2 separate regions of the Homo sapiens genome follow, and region 2 is linked to region 1. Evidence: read pairs that join two places in POLR2A ChIA-PET (ENCODE). Cell type or tissue: B cell. All regions are shown on one strand. Each heading gives the region's core, and the rest is flanking DNA. Links, peaks and the distances in the headings are about the cores only.

What was found. Peaks named below come from ENCODE experiments on the same cell type or tissue, not always from the same donor. Only the 100,000 strongest peaks of a DNase experiment are listed, where the experiment ranks them.
Region 2: POLR2A ChIA-PET joins it to region 1 with 5 read pairs; 2 of 35 experiments call an interaction of 5 or more read pairs at or near these places.

Annotation. Positions count from the first base shown.
Region 1 is chr11:62,738,839-62,747,936 of GRCh38, forward strand. No RefSeq gene overlaps it. Among named protein-coding and RNA genes, the nearest start is that of ZBTB3, 11 kb to the right of the region's middle. In B cell, for the core only: no CTCF peak of the experiment used is centred there; no DNase peak of the experiment used is centred there.
Region 2 is chr11:62,508,132-62,519,358 of GRCh38, forward strand. AHNAK (AHNAK nucleoprotein) reads right to left here. Exons shown (of 5, transcript NM_001620.3): 5 at 7,771-11,227. The coding sequence ends at 8,613. Among named protein-coding and RNA genes, the nearest start is that of AHNAK, 33 kb to the right of the region's middle. RefSeq lists a silencer at 426-720. In B cell, for the core only: no CTCF peak of the experiment used is centred there; DNase peaks (open chromatin) are centred at 4,188, 5,631, 6,190 and 7,611.

The DNA of each region.
Region 1 (9,098 bases), core at 1-4,000:
CCAGCACATTGGGAGGCTGAGGCCAGCGGATCACCTGAGGTCAGGAGTTCAAGACCAGCCTGACCAACAGGGTAAAACCCTGTCTCTACTAAAAATACAAAAATTAGCCTGGCAAGATGACACACGCCTGTGGTCTCAGGTACTGGAAACTAGACAATTATAAATGAGCCAGGCTGGGCATGGTGGCTCACGCCTGTAATCCCAGCACTTTGGAAGGCAGAGGTAGACAGATAGATAGCTTGAGTCCAGGAGTTCAAGACCAGCCTGGGGAACACAGTGAAACCCTGTCTCTATAAAAGATGCAAAGATGGCCGGGCACGGTGGGTCAGGCCTGTAATCCCAGCACTTTGGGAGGCCGAGGCAGGTAGATCATGAGGTCAGGAGATTGAGACCATCCTGGCTAACACAGTGAAACCCCGTCTCTACTAAAAATACAAAAAATTAGCCGGGCGTGGTGGTGGGCGCCTGTAGTCCCAGCTACTCGGGAGGCTGAGGCAGGAGAATGGCATGAACCCGGGAGGTGGAGCTTGCAGTGAGCAGAGATCACGCCACTGCACTCCAGCCTGGGCAACAGAGCGAGACTCCGTCTCAAAAAAAAAAAAAAATGCAAAGATTAGCTGGGCCAGGTGTTCACCTGTAGTCCCAGCTATTCTGGAGGCTAAGGTGGGAGGATTGCTTGAATCTGGAGGGCAGCGGTTGCAGTGAGCCAAGATCCTGACACAGCACTCCAGCCTGGGTGACAGAGTGACGTGTCTCAATAAATAAATAAGCCCAAATATACTAAAGTAACTTTTTGTTTTTTGAGACAGAGTCTCACTCTGTTGCCCAGTCTGGAGTGCAGTGGTGCCATCTTGGCTCACTGCAACCTCTGCCTCCCAGGTTCAAGTGATTCTCGTGTCTGAGCCACCCAAGCAGCTGGGATTACAGGCATGTGCCACCACGCCCGGCTAATTTTTTTGTATTTCCTTTTTAGTAGAGACATGGTTTTGCCATGTTGGCCAGGGTGCTCTTGAACTCCTGGCCTCAAGTGATCCACCCACTCGGGCTCCCAAAGTGCTGGGATTACAGGTGTGAGCCACTATGCCTGGCCAAAAGTAACCATTTTGTTTAATTTTTTCTTTTTCTTTTAATTTTAAGTTCCAGGATCCATGTGCAGGATATGCAGGTTTGTTACATAGGGAAACGTGTGCCTCGGTGGTTTGCTGCACCTATCAACACATCACCTCGGTATTAAGTCCAGCATGTATTAGCTATTTTTCCTCATGTTCTCCCACCCCCCGCCACAGCCCCTGTTAAATTAATTTCTTATTCTCCTTAATATTCCATACACATTCAGATTCCTTCTCCCCTACAAAAATATTTGCTATTTTGTCCTTGCTATTTCTCATACTTAGATCATTCATACACTATATTTATTTTTTCATTAAACTATTTTAAAACCTTTGGAGTAAAGCATTTAAGTATTTATTTAATAAACCCTTCAGACCTCATGCTAAAGAAAACACCTAAGTGAACATTTTAAATTTTAATAGGTGCTTATCTATAGTATCCTCATTTCTCTTAAAAAAAAAAAAAAAAAAAAAAAAAAAAAAAAAGACCATCCTGGCTAACACGGTGAAACTCCGTCTCTACTAAAAATACAAAAAAAAAAAATTAGCTGGGCTTGGTAGCGTGTGCCTGTAGTCCCAGCTACTCGGGAGGCTGAGGCAGGAGAATGGCGTGAACTCAGGAGGTGGAGCTTGCAGTGAGCCGAGATCACGCCACTGCACTCCAGCCTGGGTGACAGAGAGAGACTCCATCTCAAAAAAAAGAAAAGATTATCACATCTTCTAAAAACATACATACTAGCCGGGTACGGTGGCTCATGCCTGTAATCCCAACACATTGGGAGTCTGAGGCGGGTGGATCACTTGAGGTCCGGAGTTCAAGACCAGCCTGGCCAACATGGCGAAACCCCATCTCTACTAAACTGCTGGGGAGGCTGAGGCGGGAGGATCACTTGAACCTAGAAGCCGGAGGTTGCGGTGATCTGAGATTGCGCCACTGCACTCCAGCCTGCGGCAGTGAGACTGTCTCAAAAAAAAAAAAAAGAAACATACATAATAGAGCAGAATAAAAACAAACCTGTCCTTTACCTGTCATCTCATATTTTGCAAGGGCTGAGGTCCTCACAGAGAAGAGAAATAGGCTGGGCGCTGTGGCTCATGCTTGTAATCCCAGCACTTTGGGAGGCTGGATCACCTGAGGTCAGGAGTTTGAGACCAGCCTGGTCAACATGGTGAAACCCCATCTCTACTAAAAATAGAAAAAAATAACCAGGTGTGGTGGTGTGCACTCTGTAACCCCAGCTACTCAGGAGGCTGAGACAGGAGAATCGCTTGAAACGCAGGAGGCGGAGGTTGCAGTAAGCAGAGATTGCATGCCACTGCACTCCAGCCTGGGCAACAAGAGTGAAACTCCATCTCAAAAAACAAAACAAAAAAAAAATGAGGAAGGGCATTTCTTGCTTAGTGCCTTTTAAACACCTGATAGAACTCTCTGGAAGCTGTGTTGGACATGGGTGCAAGTTGCAGTATGGTGCAGTCCTGGCTCAGTAGGAGGTTCCATCAACCAGGAGCCCCTTTGTTATTCTGTTTCTGTTTTTTCATGGTGGATAATGTCTATGATGTTGTGGGTACTACATAGGTGAGACTATATAGCACAGCCTCTACCTTTATAAGTGGTGGCAATAAGCATGTGATTAACTGTCATACAACCACAGAGCAAACAGATTTCAGGGAAAAAAAAACACACTTTAGTCCTTTATCAATAACGCCCCCTTTCTCAATGGGCTAGACTCCTCTTTGTTCTTCCCTATACCTTTAAAGAATACAACTATCAGCTTACAAGAAAAACTTTTCCTAAGTCCAAGGACAGGAGAGGCGCAGTGGCTCACCCCTGCAATTCCAGCAATTTGGGAGGCCAAGGTGGGTGGATCACCTGAGGTCAGGAGTTCGAGACCAGCCTGACTGACATAATGAAACCCCATCGCTACTAAAAAAAATACAAAATTAGCCAGGTGTAGTGGCACGTGCCTGTAATCCCAGCTACTCAGGAGGCTGAGGCAGGAGAATTGTTTGAGCCCAGGAGGTGGAGGATGCAGTGAGCCAAGGTCATGCCATTACACGCCAGCCTGGTCAACCAGAGCAAAACCGTCTCAATCAATCAATCAATCAATCAAGTCCAAGGACAGAACAAACAAAAGTAAAATACCTTATTCCTCTTCTAAGCTTCTTAAATTGCTAGGCCTTGGTTTATTGACAAAATATTGTCATGATTGCATGTTTTATTTGCTTTACAATGGTTTCGTGGTCTTATTTTATTTCAAACACTTGATGTTATAGTAAGCTATCTTCTGCATCAATGAGGAAAAAATAAAACTGATATTTAAAAATGCATTTTAGAAATTTGGTGCAGTGGCCAGGCGCGGTGGCTCACGCCTGTAATCCCAGCACTTTGGGAGGCTGAGGCGGGTGGATCACAAGGTCAGGAGATCGAGACCATCCTAGCTAACACAGTGAAACCCCATCTCTGCTAAAAATACAAAAAATTAGCCGGGCGTGGTGGCGGGCACCTGTAGTCCCAGCTACTCGGGAGGCTGAGGCAGGAGAATGGCATGAACCCGGGAGGCAGAGCTTGCAGTGAGCCGAGATTGCGCCACTGCACTCCAGCCTGGGCGACATAGCAAGACTCTGTCTCAAAAAAAAAAAAAAAATTGTTGCACTAATCCTTTTATTAGCGCTGCTAAGAGATAGCACAGGGTCAGGCTTACATTTGTGTTTTATTGAGAAGCCCAGCTCCTAATGGAAATCTTAATGAACAGGGAAATGACAAAGGCAGTCTGATGCAGGTCTTGAGGACGTCCTCAAGGTCCTGAGGGAACCAGCCAGAGAGTGCCTCAACCTCTGTATTCAGAAGTTTGTGGAAGGAGAGGCTGCGCACTTTATCAGTCCTTGTTTCCACAGAGGATTTGAATATTTTGAATGAAGAAAAAGCATTCATGGTGAATGTGAAGGATTATATACCTTGGCACATGAGGGACACTGTTTCCCAAACTCATACCCACCACCTTCACAATGTTGCCAAAACCACTCACTACCTGTACTAATATATATGGATGTGTGTAGAAATATATGTGTGTGTGTATATATATATATATAGACAGTCTGGCTCTGCTGCCCAGGCTGCAGTGCAGTGGCACAATCTTGGCTCACTGCAACTTCCACATCCCAGGTTCAAGCAATTCTGCCTCAGCCTTCCAAGTAGCATGCACCACCATGCCTGGCTAAATTCTTTTTGTATTTTTAGTAGATACGGGGTTTCACCATGTTGGTCAGGCTGGTTTCAAACTCCTGACTTCAGGTGATCCACCCACCTCGGCCTCCTAAAGTTCTGGGATTATAGGCGTGAGCCATGGAGCCCAGTGTATTTTTTTTTTTTTTTTTTTTTTTGAGACGGAGTCTCACTCTGTTGCCAGGCTAGAGTGCAGTGGTGCGATCTCGGCTCATTGCAACCTCTGCCTCCTGGGTTCAAGCGATTCTGCTGTGTCAGCCTCCCAAGTAGCTGGGACTACAGGCACCCACCACCATGTCCAGCTAATTTTTGTCTTTAGTAGAGAAGGGGTTTCACCATCTTGGCCAGGATGGTCTGGATCTCTTGACCTCATGATCTGCCCACCTCAGCCTCCCAAAGTGCCAGGATTACAGGCATGAGCCACCACCCCCGGCCTATTTTTTTTTTTTTTTTTTTTTTTTAGAGACAGGGTCTTGCTCTGTAGCCCAGACTGGAGTGCAGTGGTGTGATCATAGCCTTGAACTCCTGGGCTCAAGGGATCCTCCTGCATCAACCTCTTGAGTAGCTGGGATTACAGCTTGAAGCACCTTGCCTGGCCCTAAATAAATATTTTTAAAGGAACCTTTGGACAGAGGAATATGTTAAATGAAACTACGGGGATGTAAGCAGCAAACTCCAGACCCTCAACCCGTAAAACAACCCCAGCTTCTTCAACAAATAAATTGCAAGGAAAAAGGGAAGGGAAACCTAGTAAAACTTAAGGCCAGGTTCAGTGGCGCACGCCAATGATCCTAGAACTTTGGGAGGCTGAAGGGGACAGATCTTTTGAGCCCAGGAGTTTGAGACCAATGTGGGCAACATGGCAAAACCCTCTGTCTACAAAAGATAGAAAAATTAGCTGCCACTAGGGTGCATGCCTGTAATCCCAGATATTCAAGAGGCTAAGGTGGGAGGATCACTTGAGCCCAAAAGGTTGAGGTTGCAGTGAGCTAAAATTGTGCCACTGCACTGAAGCCTGGGCAACAGAGTGAGACCCTGTCTCAAAAAGAAAAAGACAGTTAAGAGACATCAATCAAATAAATGCATGACACTACTTTGGATTCTAATTGGATTCTCATTGGGAAAAAGAGAAACTTGAGTAAGAATTATTGTCAGGGCCGGGTGCGGTGGCTCACACCTGTAATCCCAGCACTTTGGGAGGCCCAGGCGGGCGGATCACAAGGTCAGGAGATGGAGACCACGGTGAAACCCCGTCTGTACTAAAAATACACACAAAAAAATTAGCCGGGCGTGGTGGCGGGGCGCCTGTAGTCCCAGCTACTTGGGAGGCTGAGGCAGGAGAATGGCTTGAACCCGGGAGGCAGAGCTTGCAGTGAGCCGAGATCGCGCCACTGCACTCCAGCCTGGGTGACAGAGCGAGACTCCATCTCAAAAAATAAATAAATAAATAAATAATTGTCGGAGCCAGGGGTGGTGGCTCATGCCTGTAATCCCAGCACTTTGGGAGGCTGAGGCGGGCGGATTCCAAGGTCAAGAGATCGAGACCATCCTGGCTAACACGGTGTAACCCTGACTGTACTGAAAATACAGAATTAGCGGGATGTGTTGGCGGACGCCTGTAATTCCAGCTACTCGGGAGACTGAGGCAGGAGAATCGCTTGAACCCGGGAGGTGGAGGTTGCGGTGAGCCGAGATGGCGCAACTGCACTCCAGCCTGGGCAAGAGCAAAACTCTTATCTAAAAAAAAAAAAAAAAGGCCGGGTGCGTTGGCTTACGCCTGTAATCCCAACACTTTGGGAGGCCGAGGCGGGTGGATCACGAGGTCAGAAGATCCAGACCATCCTGGCTAACACAGTGAAACACCGTCTCTACTAAAAATAGAAAAAAAATGAGCTAGGCGTGGTGGCGGGCGCCTGTAGTCCCAGCTACTTGGGAGGCTGAGGCAGGAGAATGGTGTGAGCCCGGGAGGCAGAGCTTGCAGTGAGCCGAGATCACACCACTGCACTCCAGCCTGGGCGACCGAGCAAGACTCTGTCTCAAAAAAAAAAAAAAAAAAAGAATTATTGTCAGTTTTCTTGAGTGTGATAATAGTATTTAGTCTGCTGAAATTGCTTGCTGATGAAATTGTACAGGGCACTGTACAGCACTTCATATCACTTGACCCAATACACAAAAAAACTCAGGAGTCTGAAGTGGGAGAATCACTTGAGCCTAGGAGTTCAAGAGCACCCTGGGCAACATAGACCCCATCTCGAAAAACTAAAATAAGTGGCCGGGTGCGGTGGCTCACGCCTGTAATCCCAGCACTTTGGGAGGCCAAGGCGGGCAGATCACGAGATCAGGAGATCGAGACCATCCTGGCTAACACGGTGAAACCCCGTCTCTACAAAAAATACAAAAAATTAGTCAGGCGTGGTGGCACACGCCTGTAATCCCAGCTACTCGGGAAGCTGAGGCAGGAGAATGGCGTGAACTCAGGAGGCGGAGCTTACAGTGAGCCGAGATCACGCCCCTGCACTCCAGCCTGGGCTACGGAGCTAGACTCCGTCTCAAAAAAAAAAAAAAAAAGAAAAGAAAAAAGAAAACTAAGTCAGTTTATAGCTCACAAGCACACATTTTCAGTATGAAACTTAATAGGCTGGGGCCTGGTCCATACTCCTATAAAGGGAGACAGATTTTGGCTCAGTCTAAGGAAATCCAACAACTAGGACACCAACAATAGGTTTCCTTTGGGAAAGAGTTTTTTGGGTTTTTTTTTTTTTTTTTTGAGACAGAGTCTCGCTCTGTCGCCCAGACTGGAGTGCAGTGGCGTGATCTCGGCTCACTGCAAGCTCCGCCTCCCAGGTTCACTCCATTCTCCTGCCTCAGCCTCCTGAGTAGCTGGGACTACAGGCTCCCGCCACCACGCCTGGCTAACTTTTTGCATTTTTAGTAGAGACGGGGTTTCACCGTGTTAGCCAGGATTGTCTCGATCTCCTGACCTTGTGATCCGCCTGCCTCGGCCTCCCAAAGTGCTGGGATTACAGGCGTGAGCCACCACGCCAGGCCGAGGTTTTTTTTTTTTTTTTTGAGACAGAGTCTCGCTCTGTAGCCCAGGCTTGAGTACAGTGGCACGATCTCAGCTCACTGCAACCTCCGCCTCGCAGGTTCAAGCGATTCTCCTGCCCCAGCCTCCTGAGTAGCTAGGATTACAGGTGCCCGCCAGCACTCCCGGCTAATTTTTGTATTTTTAGTAGAGATGAGGTTTCACCATCTTGGCCAGGCTGGTCTTGAACTCCTGACCTTGTGATCCACCAGACTGAGCCTCCCAAAGTGCTGGGATTACAGGTGTGAGCCACCGTGCCTGGCCTGGTTGTTTTTTTTTTGTTTGTTTTTTGTTTTTTGAGATGGAGTCTCGCTCTGTTCCCCAGGCTGGAATGCAGTGGTGTGATCTTGGCTTGCTACAACCTCTGCCTCCCAGGTTCAAGCAATTCTCCTGGCTTGGCCGCCAAGCAATTAGCTGGGACCACAGGTGTGTGCACACTGACATGCCTGCCTAATTTTTGTATTTTTAGTAGAGACAGGGTTTCACCATCTTGGCCAGGCTGGTCTTGAACTCCTGACCTCCCAATAATCTGTCCACCTCGGCCTCCCAGAGTGCTGGAATTCTAGGTGTGAGGTGCCATTCCCGGCCTCAAGTGGAGGTTTGATAACAACTGGCAAAAGGAGGATTCAGTGTTAGACTAGAAATTAGATGAGCTGATCCCCAGGAGCCTATGGTTCCTTGAATCCCTGAATGGGAGCATTAAGACCAGTGGAAATGAGAAAGAATTATTGATCACATCTCTACAAATGGGCATAAACTGTTCCTACCATTCAGTAGATAAACTGAGGCCACAGGCTGGGTATGGTGGCTTATTCCTGTAATCCCAGCCACCGCTGCACTCCAGCCTGGGTGACAGAGGGAGACTCTGTCTAAAAAAAAAATCAAACTAAAAAAAAAATAATAAATAAAATGAGGCTGGGTGCGGTGGTTCACACCTATAATGCCAGCACTTTGGGAGGCCGAGGCGGGGCGGATCTGAGGTCGGGAGTTCCAGACCAGCCTGACCAACATGGAGAAACCCCGTCTCTACTAAAAATACAAAAAAAATTAACCAGGCGTGGTGGCGCAGCCTGTAATTCCAGCTACTAGGGAGGCTGAGGCAGGAGAATCGCTTGAACCCAGGAGGCGGAGGTTGCAGTGAGCCGAGATTGCACTGAGCCAAGATCATGCCATTGTACTCTGGCCTGGGCAACAAGAGTGAAATTCCGTCAAAAAATAGTAATAATAACGAGGCCACAGTGGCTGTAACTGTGATAGCTACTGCTTTACATATCTTGCAGGCTGGGCATGATGGCTCATGCCTGAAATCCCAGCACTTTGGGAGGCCAAGGCAGGTGGATCGCTTGAGCCCAGGAGTTTGAGACCAGCCTGAGCAACAGCGCGAAACGTCATCTCCACAAAAGATACAAAAATTAGCCATGCGTGATAGTGCATGCCTGTAGTTCCAGCTGCTTGGGAGCTAGAGGGGTTGAGGCTGCAGTGAGTCGTGATAGTGCCACTGCACTCCAGCCTCGGAAACAGAGAGACCTTGTCTCAAAATAAATAAATAAATTAATTAATTAAAATATTGCAAATTCCTGACTGCCACCTGCAAGAAAACATGCCCTTTATGCTGGATATTGAAAGCAAATGCTTGCTTCTCAGGAGAATCTCACCAGGAACAGAACCTCTTTAGCTAAGT
Region 2 (11,227 bases), core at 4,051-8,050, 230 kb before region 1:
CGACAATGTTAAAAAGTCCGAGTTCAAGTCCCTGCAAATTTCAAGAGGCATCCTCTATTTCCTAAAATTCCCCCAGAAAAGAAATTCCCAGCTTCTTCAGGGAAACGGCAGTGACATCACAGGGAAGAAAAAAAAAATTCTTTTTTTAATCAGAAAGCTTGGATCGATTTTGGCCAAGTCACCTCTTCCCAACTCTATGAGTTGAGACCAATCGCTTCGCTTTTCCGAGCCTCACCTTTCTGGTTTGTAAGATAGGGTCAGCAAATGCCAGAGCTGCCTGCTTGCCTGGGCGGAGCTGAGAACGCAGTGTGAGATCTCAAGAGATAAAGCACTCTGTGGACTAGAACGCCCTGTCCAAAGAGAAGGCCTTTTCATTCGTAACCCTTTCCCATCCTTGGCCCCACTACTGGGAAGTTTTTCCATTAGGGCCAAGCCTCAAGCGTGTGGTGGAAAATAACAGAGGCATTTAAAGGGAAATGAAACTGCCCTCCTCAGCAGAATGTTCCCTACACATTTGCTGTGGCCCATGGCAGCGCCTCTGCTGGGCGCCTTCAGCCTTAGGAAGCACCAGCGGCTGCCTGACGCCACGGGGCAATTCAGAGGCTGGTAAACAGCACATGGCATTCCCGGCCCGTGGCAGGCATTCATGCATGGAATTCTTTGTCCTCGTGAGGAAAGACAGAGAGCTGCTCTGTGCTGCAAAGCTCAAAGCCAGAACTCCACTTTCAAAACTCCCAGCCCGAGATCACGCCAAGGCTAAGCATGCCACCAACCCCTTAAAGTGTGCTTGTGAGATAAACTTGCCCAAACTTGGACTTTTATCTTGAAAACTTGGGTTTCCTTGTTAATTCCAATGAGGAGTCATGGCAACGTTACAATGGAGAAACTTAGCAATCTCCTACTTAACCAAGGAATTGAAATTAACATACCCATCATGTGCCTCCTGACACGAGGCACCAAAAAGGACCCAATATCACTTCTGTGGAATTCCTGCCCCAAAATGTATAACCTGAACCCAATCATGAGGAAATATCATCAGACAAACCCAGATTGAGGGACATTTCTAGAAAACTGGTCCCACACACTTCAAAAATATCAGTGCCATGCATGACAAAAAAAAAACTGAGAAACTATTACAGATTAAAGAAATAAACAGCCGGGCACGGTGGCTCACGCCTGTAATTCCAGCACTTTGGGAGGCCAAGGTGGGTGGATCACTTGAGGTCAGGAGTTCGAGACCAGCCCTGTCTCTACTAAAAATACAAAAAATTAGCTGGGTGTGGTGGCAGGTGCCTGTAATCCCAGCTATTCAGGAGGCTGAGGCAGGAGAATCACTTGAACTCGGGAGGCAGAGGTTGCAGTGAGTCGAGATCACACCATTGCACTCCAGCCTGGGTGACAAGAGTGAAACTCCGTCTCAAAAAAAAAAGAAAGAAAGAAAGAGACCAAGACAACTAAACATCATGTGAGGTCATCAACAATTGAACCCCAAAGAGGAAAAAAAGACATTGTCGCCGGGCATGGTCGCAAATCCCAGCACTTTGGGAGGCTGAGGCAGGCAGGTCCCTTGAGGCCAGGAGCTCAAGACCAGCCTGGCCAACATGGCGAAACCCCGTCTCTACTAAAAAATACAAAAATTAGCCAGGTGTGGTGGCGGGCGCTAGTAATCCCAGCCACTCAGGAGGCTAAGACAGGAGAATCGCCTGAACCTAGGAGGTGGAGGTTGCAGTGAGCTAAGATCGCACCACTACACTCCAACCTGGCAGACAGAGCAAGACTCTGACTCAAAACAAACAAAAAAAGACATTACTGTAAAGACAGTTACTGGGGCAACTGGTGAAATTTAAAGATATACTACATATTAGATAATATGTCAATGTTTTGTTTCCTGAATTTAATTATTGTATTGGAGTTTTGTTTGTTTGTTTGTTTGTTTGTTTGTTTGAGACGGAGTCTCACTCTGTCGCCCAGGCTGGAGTGCAATGGCACAGTCTCAGCTCACTGCAACCTCCACCTCCCCCGGGTTCAAGAGATTCTCCTGCCTCAGCCTCCTGAGTAGCTGCCACCACACCCGGCTAATTTTTTGTATTTTTAGTAGAGATGGGGTTTCACTATGTTGGCCAGGCTGGTCTGGAACTTCCTGACCTCAAGATCCACCCGCCTCAGCCTCCCAAAGTGCTGGAATTACAGGCGTGAGCCACTGCGCCCGCCCTCTATTGGAGTTATATAAAAGAATGCCCATACATGCTGAAGTATTTATGGGTAAAGGATCATGATGTCTGTAATTTACTCTCAAATGATTCAGCAAAAGTAATGATAACACCTATATGAGCCAGGTGCGGTGGCTCATGCCTGTAATCCCAGCACTTTGGGAGGCCAAGGCAGGTGGATTACCTGAGGTCAGGAGTTCGAGTCCAGCCTGGCTAACATGGTGAAACCCTGTCTCTACTAAAAATACAAAAATTAGGCAGGCATGATGGCACAAACCTGTAATCCCAGCTACTTGGGAGGCTGAGACAGGAGAATTGCTTGAGCCCAGGAGGTGGAGGTTGTGGTGAGCCAAGAGTATGCCACTTCACTCCAGCCTGGGCAACAGAATGAGATTCTGTCCCAAACAAACAAACAAAAAAACCATATATATATATATGTATATGTAGAGAGACAGAGAGAGATTAAAGCAAACAAAGTAAATGTTAGCAATTGGTGAATCCAACTGAAAGCTATATGAATATTCATTGTATTATTCTTGCAACTTCTCGGTAGATTTGCATTCAAAATAAATACACTTTAAAAAAAAAGAAATTTCAGGTACACAATTAGCTGCATCTCCCACATAATGTTTTTTAATGTCACAGCTAATGCAAAATACCAAAGAGCTAAGGTGGCACTCTGAAGCAGGACATGTATATAAGCAACATGCAAAGTCCTCATGGGTGATGCACTTTTGCTTTGGGGTGCTGGAGACATAGCAATATTTCAACAGTGCAGCCTTTGCTCAAAACATTTGAGACAACTTCCCAACCACACAGGAAAGTTAGTCACACACATAATCACGCCTTGCTTTTGACCCCAAACAACCCACCCACCTAATTAACCAGGCTTGTTTTTTGTTTTTTTTTTTTTGCTTGTTTGTTTGTTTTGAGACGAGTCTCGCTCTGTCCCCCAGGCTGGACTGCAGTAGCATGATCTCAGCTCACTGCAGCCTCTGTCTCCCAGGTTCAAATGATTCTCCTGCCTCAGCCACCAGAGTAGCTGGAATTACAGGCATGTGCCACCACGTCCAGCTAATTTTTATATATTTTTTAGTAGAGACGGGGTATCGCCATGTTGGCCAGGCTGGTCTCAAACTCCTGACCTCAAGTGATCCACCCACCTCGACCTCCCAAAGTGCTGGGATTATAGGCATGAGCCACCGCGTCCGGCCCAGCAGTAGATTTTTTACAGAAGTAAGTGTAGAGCTTCCCGAGGTGACCACTGAAAGCAGAATTGCCATTGGGACATATGTGTGCTTCTTTAAGAAAAAACTGTAGCATTACTTTATGATCATACCTTAAATTCTAGTTTAAGAAACCTCGATGTATAAAAATTCAAACTTATCAAACAGAAAAAACGAGAGACAGAGTCTTGCTTTGTCTGCCAGGCTGGAATGCAGGCTTAAGTGATTCTCCTGCCTCAGCCTCCTGAGTAGCTGGGACTACAGGCGAGTGCCACACCGGGCTAGTTTGTTTCTTTTCTGAGATGGAGTCTTGCTCTGTCACCCAGGCTGGAGTGCCGTGGCACAATCTTGGTTCACTGCAACCTCCACCTCCCGGGTTCAAGCAATTCTCCTGCCTCAGCCTCCCAAGTAACTGGGATTACAGGTGCGCACCACCACGCCCAGCTAATTTTGTATTTTAGTAGAGATGGGATTTCACCATGTTGCCCAGGCTGGTCTCAAACTCCCGAGCCCAGGCAATCCACCTGCCTCGGCCTCCCAACGTGTTAGGATTACAGGCGTGAGCCACTGCACCTGGCCTTGTCCTGGTTATTCTCTATCTGTTCCCTCCACCTTCAGACCCCTGCTCCTGCTTCTCTGCCCGACTCTGTGCCCCAGGAGGTGGATCAGCTGCAACACCTGGGCTCCCGTGCCCTCCAGTGGAGAGAGGGGTCAGGGTGTTCCTCCCTGCTTCACACGGCAGGCAGTTCTGGCAGATGCTGGTCCTCTATGGCTATAGTCCCCACTGAGGATTCCTCCTCTACCTCCAGTGCACGCTGGACTTCAGGAACACCACTTCTTCCTCATATCCTTCAGGGCCAGGGATAGTACCAGCTTCCTACTGCCCCTGGGGGTCTCACCACCCCTTGTGGCCTCCTTTGCCCCTGCCCACTACTCCATAAACTGTCTCTTTATTAGGTCTCTCTGATTGAACTATCTTCAAATGGAACTAAGTTTGCGAGAGGGAACCTGACAGATAGAGAAATGAGTGTGAGTTTATGAAAATTATTCCCTGGGCTAAGCGCGGTGGCTCATGCTTGTAATCCCAGCACTTTGGGAGGCCAAGGAGGGAGTGATTGATTGAGCTCAGGAGTTTGAGACTAGCCTGGGCAACATGGTGAAACCCCGTCTCTACAAAAAATACAAAAATTAGCCCGGTGTGGTGGTTGAGCTTGAGAGGTGGAGGTTGCAATGAGCTGAGAACGTGCCACTGCACTCCAGCCTGGGTGACAGAGCAAGATCCTGTTAGGAAGAAGGAAGGAAGGGAGGGAGGGAGGGAGGGAGGGAGGAAGGGAAGGAAGAAGGCAAGGGAGGAAGGAAGGAAGGGAGGGAGGGAGGAAGGAAGGAAAGGAGGAACTGTTCACTATTCCCTGCCATTTGTGAGCCCATGGTGTAATTCAAAATAATTCTGTTTTCCCAGATGCCCCCTTAACTACACCACTGTCCACACACAGTCACACTGCCTAAAGCGAGGCTGACCTTGAGACTGCAGTCCTTGCAATTGCTCCTTGCTGAACTCTGGGAAAGAACATCACAGAGTCCAGCCCCTTCCCAGTCTCCTGACGCTGCTCTCACCCTCGAGTGCAGGAACCAGGACCTTAGAGTGTCAGACCTTGCAAGGCTGGTTCCTGCAAGACTTTAGGGGATAGGCCGGGCGCCATGGCTCACGCCTGTAATCCCAACACTTTGGGAGACCAAGGTAGGCAGATCACGAGGTCAGGAGTTCGAGACCAGCATGGCCAACATGGCAAAACCCCATCTCTACTAAAAATACAAAAATTAGCCAGGTATGGTGGCAGGCGCCTTTAATCCCAGCTACTCAGGAGGCTGAGGCAGAAGAATCTCTTGAACCCGGGAGGCGGAGTTTGCAGTGAGCCAAATTCACACCATTGCACTCCAGCCTGGGCAACAAGAGCGAGACTCTGTCTCAAAAATAAAAAAAAAAAAAGACTTTAGGGGATAACTTGGACCACCCCATCAGGAACTGAGGGAGGGCAGGGGTAAGGTGCATGGGCAGGGCGAGGGAGCTGGGGTGCGCCCTCCACACACCACATAAGCCCGTGTCTCCTCCCATGCCGTCGCTGCTGTGGTAACCATCACTGCGGGAAGCAGCGTTCATGTTCTGTGGCCACTGCCTCCAGCCCAGACCTGACATTGAGAAGAAGGTGGCTAGAAGACTCTCAAGTTTGTACAGCTAGTTGCCTTGTCCCTTCTCCATCCTACCCACCACCCACTGACTGTCCCACCCAATGAGATCACTGGCCTCGCCATCCCTGGTACATGCATGATTTCCACGGGTTTATTGCCAGGGCTCAAGGCATTCCAGTTTTTCACACCCATCACATCATTCACTCTGTGGAGATCCTCAGAAGAGGAATCTGAGATCAGTGGGACTGGGACACATCTAGCCACGTGGGACTCAGAAAACATTTATTGAATGGACACTGGGGGCCACCACTAGCCTTCATCACTTCTTCCTAAAGTTAAAAAAAAATTTAATTGATATATTATTGGACAGCCTGGGTAGTTCTCCTCAGAGGACTTTCCAGCATCCTAATGGGCATTCCTCCCTAGCTGTGTACACAAGTGCACCCCACTGTCGCACACTCACCCCACCGTCACCCACTTACCCCACCCTCCAGACACCAGGGCTACTTATCTCAAGCGGCATGCACACTCTGACCTGCCCCACACTCTTGGCTTCAGAGTTGAGGAAGGAACAGGAGATGGGTTTTGAGCTGTGGTTGGTTGAGTGAAAGCAGCACCCCGGGGACAGCCCCAGGCCCAGTTAGGACAGACGGTGATGTGTGCAGTTGTGTGCATCATTGAACCTGAGCATGCTCACGGCTGGAGTGTGCGTGTAGCCCAGTGCAGCAGGGGGTTTCTGTAGAAGATGGGCTCATGCCTGTCTCTCTAGGATTTCATGCCAACTCTTGTGCTCTCCATAAGTATGTATCTGGCTGTCACATGGATGCTGCACACTTCAGTGTGGTGCCATCATGCAATGCATAACCCCAATACCTGGACGAACTCTGGCCCTATGAATGCTGCTATCCCAATTTTAAGGGTGATGAAACTGAGCCTCAAGCAGGTTAAGCATCCTGTCCAACTCACGAAAGAAGCTGTAGGTCGGTCATCTAAAACGCAGCCGGGTATCAAGGGCCTCCCTCCCAACCTATCTCTTTCCAAATCCATGGGCCACCCTTGAGCTCCAAAACCCCCAGAACACTGGCTCTGCTGGCCACGGTGAGGACAGATGAAGCTAGGGAAGGCATGAGATCCCACTGACAAGCTGGTACTAAACAGGGAAGGATGGGGTGGGAGCTATTTTATCTCTGTTCTGGGGGGATCCAGAGAGGTGCAGAGCTGCCTCCACTGGCAGAAATGGGGCATCTCTAAGGAATGGCGAGGGGGACAAGCTTGGTCCAAGTATAAGAAAGCATCACCCTCTGCCCAGCAATGACCAACATTAGGAGCCAGTGACTAGAACCACTCCTCCCCCACCCCCACATACTGTCAACAGAGCTGGAAATCAAAAGGGGACTTTGGTCAGAAGACTTTTCCATAATGTTTAGCCCTAAAATGGACTAGAAAGAACCACAGAGATAACTTACACAAGATCAGCACCCTGGCCGGGCGCAGTGGCTCATGCCTGTAATCCCAGTACTTTGGGAGGCCAAGGCGGGTGGATCACTGGAGGTCAGGAGTTTGAGACCAGCCTGGCCAACATGGTGAAACTTCGTCTCTACTAAATATAAAAATTAGCCAGGCGTAGAGGCAAGGGCCTGTAATCCCAGCTACTCGGGAGGCTGAGGCAGGAAAATCGCTTGAACCCAGGAGGAGGAGGTTGCAGTGAGCCAAGATTGTGCCACTGCACTCCAGCCTGGGCAACAGCGGTTACTCAGCAAACCTGCAGCCATGTCAGGAATAAATGGCAGAGCGGTGATTCACAAGCAGAGCCCTTTCGGTAATTCCAGGAGGCCTTTTAACTGTTCACATCTGTAACCCATTTAGAACCAATTCTGAATTGTATATTCATATGTGAGGATGCAAAGTAGGTGAGTGGGTCCCGAGGCCAAGCCTCTTCTTGATTTCTCAGCAATGGCACAACCAGCCTCACCATGAGAATCAAGAAGCAAAGATTTTCTCCCACTACCTCCCGAAGGTCACTGTCTTAAAGTCACTGATGAAACTAGCAATGCCACCAGATGGATCCGGTCTGAACACTCACAGCTGGCTGTGCAGCTTCCCCAGGTTTCACGCCCCCGCAACACAGAATGCAAAGGCACAAGACATCAAGGTTAATAAACAGCTTTATTTGCCTTGTACAGCATCAATTTTCTTACATTCTCAGTTAATTGGCCATTAAAGTGCTGGAAATTTTCTTAATCATGATAACATTTGTTAAAAAGAAATCAGAACTAATATCAGGAACATGGCGGCATGAAGGAAACAGTTCCCTTACAAAACACAGAAAATGGAAGCCCCTCATGTTGAGGGGGTGGGTTGGACAATTTGCAAACAGATTCTAATTTCCTCTCACCGTCAGCACCAAACTGGCTGGGACCACCACCCCTGGGTGAAAGAAACAACACTAAAGAACCCTAAAAACACCCACACACCCTGACTACCACCACCTCTGGGCCATCTGTGGGCGTTTGCTGTTTGAACAGATCCAGTCTCAGGAAAGAGGAAGACCTGACCTCCGTCTGCAACCCATCACCCCACCCACCCTTACTAACAAAAGCCCCCAAAGTCATTACAATGAAAAAGTGGGTTTCCATTACCCCAAAACTAACAATGTTCAGTAAAAATGAGGATAATAAACACAAAAGCTTGCTTAGTAAACAGGAGCTCTCAGCAGTCAATGCAAAAAAATATATATATATGAAATCTTAAGGCAAATACTGTTGACTTTGCACATGGGCTGGACGAACTTGGAACTCTTTACCTATCTGTATAGTTCCAGGAGCCTACAGGCGGTCGGTTTTTCAGCGCTTGCCACCGGGCCAGGCAAGGTCTTTGCATGATTGCTGAGGCAGTCGGTGTGTTTCCCTTTGGAGTTTATATAGGAACACACCACCCAAGGCTGATGTTTTGTTATATATATATATATGTACACACATACAAAGGCCTGCTACTCTTTCTTTGTGGAAACTGACAGCTCCACCTCGGGAAGCTGGATGCCAACCTTATTCCCACTGTCATTGCTAGAAGAGGAGGACAGTCGGGACTTCTTAGAGGCCAGGGACACCCCACTCCCCTGTAACTTGCCTGTCTCATCATCGCTCCCAGTCACCTCATAATGACCTTTGCTCTTTGACCCCAATCCACCAAAGGTACCGAATTTCAGCTTCCCGTGTTTCCCTTTAACTTTCCCACCTTCCAGAGACACTTCCCCACCTTCAAACTCCAGCGTCCCCGTCGGGGTGGAAGGTCCAGAGAACTCTCTTTCATCACTGAATGAATTTGAGCGGTGCCGTGGCTTCTTACTTTTAAATAAGGAGAATTTGCCTTTCGGTGAAGAGGCTTCGGCCTCTGCCTCTCCTTCCAGAGAGCCCAGGCTGGCCTTTGAACTTTTCAGGTCACCTTTGGACCCAGAAATTGATGCTTCTGGTGAGCCAGTGACACCACCTTTCCCTTTAGGTTTGGAAAAATTAAACTTGGGCATTTTGATCTTGGACTTTTTCAGTTTGACTTCAGACTCTTCCCACTCGCCGTCTCCAGCACCAGCTTGGATGCTGGCCTCTGCTTTAGGGAAGTGAACATCCACCCCCATTTCTCTGCCAACCAGCTCACGGCCAGAGAAGGTAAATTTGGGGATCTTCATTTTAGGGAATGTTACTTTTCCAGATCCACTTTCCAAGTGACCTTGAGGCCCAGACACACTCAGCCCAGGAGCCTGGAGTCCAATCTGACCTCCTTTCACACCTCCTTCCACCTTTGGTCCTGAGAAATGAAGGCCCCCAGCAAACTTAGATGTGTCCAAGTTGAGAGCAGAGGAGACTTGGGGTCCCTTCCACTCACCCCCGGAACCTTTAACACTCAAATGCCCTTCACCAAGGCTGATGTCTGGGGCACTGACACCCCCTGAAACATCCGCACCTCCTTTGATTTTTGGGCCCTTCAAGTTGATGCCAAAATCTGACTCAGGAGATGCCATATTAAAGGCAGGCCCCTTCACACTGATATCAGGAGCAGCCCCATGGAAACCTACTTCTGAACCTTTCAGACCACCTTTGATTTCAGGCCCAGAAATCTGCCCAGTTGGGAGTTTCACATTCACGCCTGGCAGGTTCACATCACATCCAGAGGACTTAATTCCAGGCATCTGGAGGTTTCCTTCTAGGCCTTGAACACCAATGCCTGGAAGACCTCCTCCGACAGTGGGGCCTTTGATCTCACCAGTGGCCCCAAGGCTCCCTTTCACTTTTGGTCCTTCCAAGTTAAAGTCCACATTCGGTGCTGAAATCCGAGGCCCTTTCAGGTTCACATCCACACCTGGCCCCTTCAGTTCGCCAGAAACCTGTGGCCCCTTGGCATTGACGTGCAAGTCGGACCCCGGAGTAGAGATGCCAAATTGGGGCAGCTTCATTTTGGGAAGTTTAATGCTGCCTTCGGATGCCTCCAAGCTTAGATCAGGAGCTCCTACGGATACTTTAGGGCATTTGATGTCACCAGAGACAGCCAGATCTCCCTGCAGGCTTGGTCCCCTCAGTGTCACATCTGGTGCCCCAACGTTAAGCTTTGTTGTGGCATCGATCCCTGGCACTTTCACACCGTCTCCTCCCACCTGCATTTTGCCACCGACACCACTGAGGTTGAGCCCTGGAGCATGCACCTTCATGCTGGGAACAGATGCATCCAGGTCTCCCTTCAAACTTGGTCCTTTCAAGTTCAGATCAAGGTCAGGCCCAGAGACTTTTGGCATAGAGAGGTTCACTGAAGGCAAGTCTACTCCTGGCCCCTTTAGAGAAACATCGGGCCCTTCGAGCTTAACATCTGGTCCTCTCAAGTCTCCTTCAAGAGAGGGTAGCTGGGCATGGACCTCGGCTCCCCCACCCTCCATTTTCACACCTGGGATGCCGATCTTGGGCATGGAAAACTTGGGGAACTTAATTTTTGCTTCTGGACCTTGCAGATCTACATCTGGTCCTTCCAGTCCCACGCTGGGGACATCACCCTTTATCTTTGGTCCTTTCAAGTTTACATTCACATCAGGGATGGAGACTTGAGGGGCAGAAATGCCGAAGGACGGTGTTTTGACTTTAGCATCTAGGCCTTCGATGTTGATGTCAGGTGCACCCAAGTTTGCCTGCACTTTGGGGCCTTTCAGGTCACCCTCTATTTTTGGCACTGAGATGTCCACATCTGGCATCTTGACCTTGGGAGCCTTCGCCTTGATGTCAAGACCTTCGACGTGAATCGCTGGCAAAGAAAGTTCCAGATCAGGTGCCTGGAGTTCACCCTCCAGTTTGGGGCTAGGGAGAGGGGCCTCAGCTTTAAATTTAGGTGATTTAATGTCAAACTCTACATCTGGGAAGTACATTTTTCCAAACATCGTTTTCTTGGTTTTGGGCGATTTCACGTCGACTTTGAGTGCAGCATCCGGCCCTGCGATGTTGACATCTACATCCGGAGCCTTGAGGCTGGCATCAATTTCACCCCCAGGAACATTCAGGTCAAATCCCTGTTTTTTGGCCTTAATCTTAGGACCACTCATATGAATTTTAGGCATTTTAAACTTACTTT